Linked DNA regions of Homo sapiens: region 2 is linked to region 1. Evidence: chromatin contacts called from ENCODE Hi-C or POLR2A ChIA-PET data. All regions are on one chromosome and are shown on one strand. Each heading gives the region's core, a stretch centred on a gene start or an enhancer-like site at or near the end of the contact. The rest is flanking DNA. Distances are from core to core; before and after follow the strand shown.

Region 1 (2,872 bases), core at 110-2,609:
CCTCAGCCTCCCAAAGTGCTGGGATTACAGGCATGAGCCACCGTGCCTGGTCCCAATCAGGTAATTTTTCATAGCAGTGTGAGAACACTCTTTCTGGCTGAAAAAAAAAAAAAAATTCATTGGATTTACAATGCAGCATCTTATTCCTTTGTGGGACAGGAACGTAGTAGAGCCACAGTCCACTTAACCACTATTTACCAACATAGATGTAGAGTGGGTTTCTTAAATAAACTGGGAAAAAGTCCTAGATTTCTCAATCATACATGATTTTCTTGGCTAGGAAATCGTATAATCTGGGACCAGAAGATGACCAGAATCTAGTTCTTCTAAGGGAGAAAAATGGAAATCCAGCAGCCTAGCTGTTTACCCACTTTTCTTTATTAAAAAGCCTCCACCTGCTTTGAAGACTGTTCACAAGATCCTCCAACTGCCTCAAAACATCTGCTTCCCACTAACCCTCAAAGGCCATTTGGAGTTCCAAGGCCAAGCTCCTGCTTCATCCCTTGAGCACTGCTTTTGGCTAACTGGTAGTATTAATATTCTGGATATTCCAAATCACTCTGCCCTTCAGGGGCACTCCTCTGAAAGTATTAATTCAATCACTTCAAATATTTGGGCTTCATTATAACCTTTTTTTCTCTCCCAAATCATGCCACTTTTATGGCTTGACTGTGGAAGTAAGGTTTTACCCCACAATCTTTTTTTTTTAAGTCAACCGGTAACATTAATAAATGTCCAAGAGGTTTTCTTATTCCTAAACTACTCTGAATTGAGGACTGCAAATTATAAAACTGATCAGATCCCAGCCAGTTTCATTCATCATATATCCTCAGCTGTTTAGTTTCACATTCTGTTTCATATTCTCCAATCTGTGAAGAGTCAAGTATAAATACTGTTAGTATCATGGAAGGAAGTAATCCACTTCATAGTGTTTTGAACCAGTGACTCCTGGGGCATGGGGGTGTGGGGTAGGTGGGGAAAGACCACAGAGATAAAGGGTTAACACAGAAACTTGAATAACAGTCTTTGCTTATGGCTTTGACTGGCTAACATTTAACACCATTGCTCCTGAGATTAAAATGAAACAACTTGCCAAGGATAATTTCATTCTTGCAGCCAACAGCGCAAATGTAGAGTTTCCTGAAGGAATAATCTGCGGAAATGCACAGCTTCCCAAAGCAGCCATGGTATGTTAATATGGGATATTTTGCTTTCCAAGGAAACACCAAAAAAATATCCATAGTGTTAGGAATGGAGCAAACCACATGAGAAGAGAACAGGAAAAGCTTCTTCTCTCCCAGAAATGACCTCCTCCCCTCAAAATGGTTTCCCACGTGCTAATTGACTGCGGGGATGAGACAGTGTGGATACAGCTACTAGTTTCACTTAAGTCTTCTTATGCTGAAACCCACAGTTTACATCAAAAGCTGCTAAAGTAAACCAAATAAACCAAAATGGAACATTTCATTCCTGTGTATTTAAAGGCAGGAAGAGACATCATCGTTCTGAAAATATACGAGGGCCATGCTTAAGGATTCAGAAAAACAGGCCAAAGTCAGGCTTGAAGAACACCCACATCCCCTGTGATCATAAAACCCTCAGATTTTATGGGGGAACTGGGGGGAACTGGGGAACAGAGACCTCAGCTTTAGAAGCGGCACCCTCTGTTCTGGGCATTCCTTTCTTCCCAGGTGGATGCTGTAGAGGTCCCCAGTAGCTCATAAGCAGACTACTGGGACTGCGGCTTTCCAGCATCCCTGTTCCACACAGGAATAGGATGCTACATCGCAAAACCAATGAATTTTTTAAAAAATCCAGAAGGAGGTAAAACTTTAAGTTTCTCTTTCATTCTATTGAGTAGCTGGATTTTGGAAACAAACACACCATGCCCTAAATTACGTCCAATGCAATAAATGGCACAACCTGAATTTTTGGTCCCTAGTCTTTGTTCACTGGGGTATAACACATAATCAGCCTCTTGGTAACAAGGGGATACTTAGGCAGTACTTACACCAACAGAAAAGAAAACGAGGGCTGTGACTCATAAGCAGTATGTGGTCCTTCCCACCAGTGGGTACTGTGGCGTTGTGTGGAAACTTGGAGGCTTTAATAAGAATCTGCTACGTCAGCACCATGTAATATAATAGAAAGAACTCAGTGAGGACTTCAGAAACCCTGATGCTGCTCTAGGCTTCGCTGGTCATTTCTCCTGTGATTTGAGTCACCACATCACTTCCTTAGTCCTCAGCTTCTTTATCAAAGTACACCAGGTGATTCTTATGTTTCTTCCAGGCCTCTCTGCCTTAAACCTAACCCAGGGGTTAACCTCCAGGAGTCCTTTTCAGCCTGCTTCAGCCTTTCTAACAGGCCTCCCCTTAATCTAGTGCCCTTTCTGCTACCCCGAGATAAACACCACATGACTCGAAGTGTGTTTGCCAGACAACTGTTTAGTCCTACAAGGCGTTTTACATGTATGGCCAAGGAGCAGGAACACTATCTTTGAAGGCTTCTTTTCTACCAGCGAAGAGGCTGGCAACCACAACCCCTCTTAGCCTTGGCATTCCCATCACTAAAGTGGGACAGACATCTTTCTCACGGAGCTGTCAAATATCAGGTTCTAAGCCATTGTGAACACTGCCAGATACAATTCATGATGTCTGGATAAGCGTGAATTTCAGATACACAATTTGGGACATACTTACATTAAAAATTATACATCGTTTATCTGAGATACAAATTTAACTGGGTGTCCTATATTTTGCTGTTTGCCAAATCTGGCAACTCTACACATGTGAGACGCTGCTGTTGTTGGTCTTAGGTACCAGGCTGCCTCACCAAACCAGTCTTTACGCAGAATAAAACAAGGGTCCAT
Region 2 (2,928 bases), core at 158-2,657, 360 kb after region 1:
CAGCTAGGAGGCTCTGGTGGCAATTTAAACTGTAGATGAGGTGACTTGGACCAAAGAGCAGCAGTAGAGACAAGGAAAGTGGTCAGAAATCAAGATTCAAGGCCTGGTGTGGTGGCTCACGCCTGTAATCCCAGCACTCTGGGATGCCAAGGCAGGTGGATCATCTGAGGTCAGGAGTTTGAGACCAGCCTGGCCAACATGGTGAAAATCCATCTCTACTAAAAATACAAAAAATTAGCCGGGCATGGTGGTGGATGCCTGTAATCCCAGCTACTCGGGAGGCTGAGGCAGGAGAATTGCTTGAACCCAGGAGGCAGAGGTTGCAGTGAGCCGAGATCACTCCATTGCACTCCAGCCTGGGCAACAAGGATGAAGCCACGTCTCAAAAAAAATAACAATAAAAAAATAAATAAAATAAAATAGAAAGAAAGAAATCAAGATTCATTTTAGAGATAAGGAGAAAGGAGAAAGCAGTAGTGACTCTGGAGTTTTGATTTGAGCAATTGGGTTGTGCCATTTATTGAGATGGAGAAGACTGGGGAAGGAGTGGGTTTTATTTAAGACATGTCAAGTTTGATATGTCTATTATTAATACATCATAGATGAGACTGTGACTTTATTACAGTCGTACTGAGTTCTGACTTGAAAATGTCAAGTTAGCACTCGGATATAGGAGTTTGGAACTCCGTGGAGGTGTCATAGCTGGAGGTATAATTGTGTATTCATTGGTGTGTAATTGTTCTTTAAAGCCAAGGGAGTCAATGAGATCAGCTAGGGAGAGAGTATAGGTAGAAAAGAAGGCCTAGGACCAAGCACAGAGCCATTCATTATCCAGAGCAGAGATCAACATGGCCCAGTGTCAAGTGCAGCTCAAATCTTTTTTTTTTTTTTTTTTTTTTTTGAGACAGGGTCTCACCTTGTCACCCAGGCTGGAGTGCAGAGGCACCATCACGGCTCACTGCAGCCTGCACTTCCCGGGCTCAAGTGATCCTCCCATCTCAGCCTCCTGAGCAGCTGGGACTGTAGGCATGCACCACCACGCCTAGCTATTTAAAAAAAAATTTTCTTTTTTGTAGAGAGGGGGTCTCACTATGTTTCCCAGGCTGGTCTTGAACTCCTGGGTTCAAGCACTTTCCCCCACCTTGGCCTCCCAGAGTGCTGGGATTAGAGGCGTGAGCCACTGCACCAAACCAAAGCCTGTTGAGCTGAGAATATATCTTACATATTTAAACGGTTGTAAAAAAAAATTAAAAACAAACAAAACCCAGAAAAAAATAAGAGACAGTGGTTGTACGTGGCCTGCAGAGCCTAAAATATTGACCACTTAGAGGGTGTGCAGAGGCGAGGCTAGCAAAGGGGGCTGGGAAGAAACCGCTAGCCAGGGTAGAGGCCATGAGCGGTACCAGAGCAGCCAGGACAAGGGCGCCACCTGGTGTTTAGAGGAGGGAGGGCTGAGAAAGCCCGGGAGAGACAGGCGGGTCGCTGGTGACCTGGACAGGAACAGTCTCAGTGAAGGGGATGGAACCCCCTTCAGAAACGGCCGAGTATAGGGGACAGTGGGAGTCTGGGAGGTAGAAACAGCAATGATAAGTCACTCGAGACATTTTGCTGTGAAGCTGAGCAGAATGGTAGGGCAGAAGTTAGAGGGGATGCAAGCTTTATAAAAGATTTTTTTACAGGGCTTTTTTCTTTTTGATATTTAAAAGATAGGAGATAGTACAGCACGTTTGTACGCTGATGGTAATGATTAAGTAAAGAATGAGAACGGGATGATTCAGAAGAAAGGGCATAACTTGAGGAGTGAAACCCTGCAACCTGTTTTCAAGGCCGGGCAGGAGAAGGAATGCTTACAACGGAGGGGAGGCAGAGGTGTGGGCACAGATGCAGGCGGGCCGGCGGATCTGGGGAGGAAGGATGAAGGGAGTTCTCTTCTCTTTGTTTCTAATTTTTCAGAAAGCAGGAAGCCAAGTCACCAGGCAGAACTGATAGCATGGGAAGTGGGTTCCCACCAGTCGCATGCAGCTGCTCTGGTATGGCCATGGTGCTGGGGATGAGTCAGAAATCTCAGGTAGGTACAACAGAGGAACAGGCAGATATGGTAGTTAAGGGTATTTTGAAAGAATTATTATATTTGATAATTTGAGCTGCTTAAGGAGGGAAGAAAGGACATGAGAGGGGTACGGTAAAAAAGGCAGGGAGGTCTCCATGTGGCCAGAGAATTACTGGAGTGGGCATTCTAGAATAAGTGAGATAGGAGATGGTGCTCTGGGAGGGAGGTGCTTGAAACTAGGGTTTGGGAGGAGGTACTGTTACTGAGGACAAGATCTGGGTATGGCCATAGGTGGGAAAACAGAGGTGGACTGGAGGATAAGCTTGCTGGAAAGGGCAAGTTCAAGGAGCTGGAGGTCAGAGAGTCGGTGACTTCATCCATATGGATTTTGCTGTCACCAAGGAGAGTGATGGGAGTCAGTTTGGAGAGAAAGACAGTTTGGTGCTGAAATAGTCAACGGACAATCAAATGACCTTAAAGTGATATCTTTCGAAAGGTAATAAAATGAACTAAGAGTAATTTCATGATAGTTCAGTTCACTGCATTTTATTGGAAATTTTCTACTTTTACAAAATGTGACTTTTATTGATTTTGAATGCCAGATTTATCAAACACAACTTTATGAGTGAAGAGTGAGTAGGATGGATCGAGAGCAGCATTTTCAATAGAACTCTCTGCAAGAAGTTCCACTATATTCAGTGGCGCAATGCCTGTTTCTGCACAATGCTTGTGCCACTGAATATAGTAGCTGCTAGCTATGTGGCTGCTGAGGACTTGAAAAGTGGCTAATGTGACTGAAGAATTAAAATTTTAATTTTATTTAATTTTAAGTAATTTAAATTTAAGTAGTCATATGTGGCTGGTGGTCATCGTACAGT

Evidence for each region. A loop is a pair of places that touch in the nucleus more often than their neighbours do. ChIA-PET counts read pairs that join two places held with the same protein, here RNA polymerase II (POLR2A). Pooled maps may share reads with other maps.
Region 2: a loop to region 1 is called in a pooled map, with 2.5 times the contacts of the local background. The contact joins two enhancer-like sites. A Hi-C loop is called at or near these places in 1 of 50 pooled maps. POLR2A ChIA-PET finds 5 or more read pairs at or near these places in 2 of 52 experiments (K562 and Panc1).

What each region holds. Positions count from the first base shown.
Region 1 is chr6:111,802,677-111,805,548 of GRCh38, forward strand. The region is part of intron 2 of FYN (FYN proto-oncogene, Src family tyrosine kinase); the gene reads right to left. Among named protein-coding and RNA genes, the nearest start is that of FYN, 69 kb to the right of the region's middle. RefSeq lists an enhancer at 2,273-2,362. Within about 2 kb of position 1,360, at least 13 of the 41 ENCODE cell types and tissues checked have a DNase peak (open chromatin) inside an H3K27ac peak, as active enhancers do.
Region 2 is chr6:112,162,089-112,165,016 of GRCh38, forward strand. The region is part of intron 13 of LAMA4 (laminin subunit alpha 4); the gene reads right to left. Among named protein-coding and RNA genes, the nearest start is that of LAMA4-AS1, 73 kb to the right of the region's middle. RefSeq lists an enhancer at 1,504-1,553. Within about 2 kb of position 1,408, at least 2 of the 41 ENCODE cell types and tissues checked have a DNase peak (open chromatin) inside an H3K27ac peak, as active enhancers do.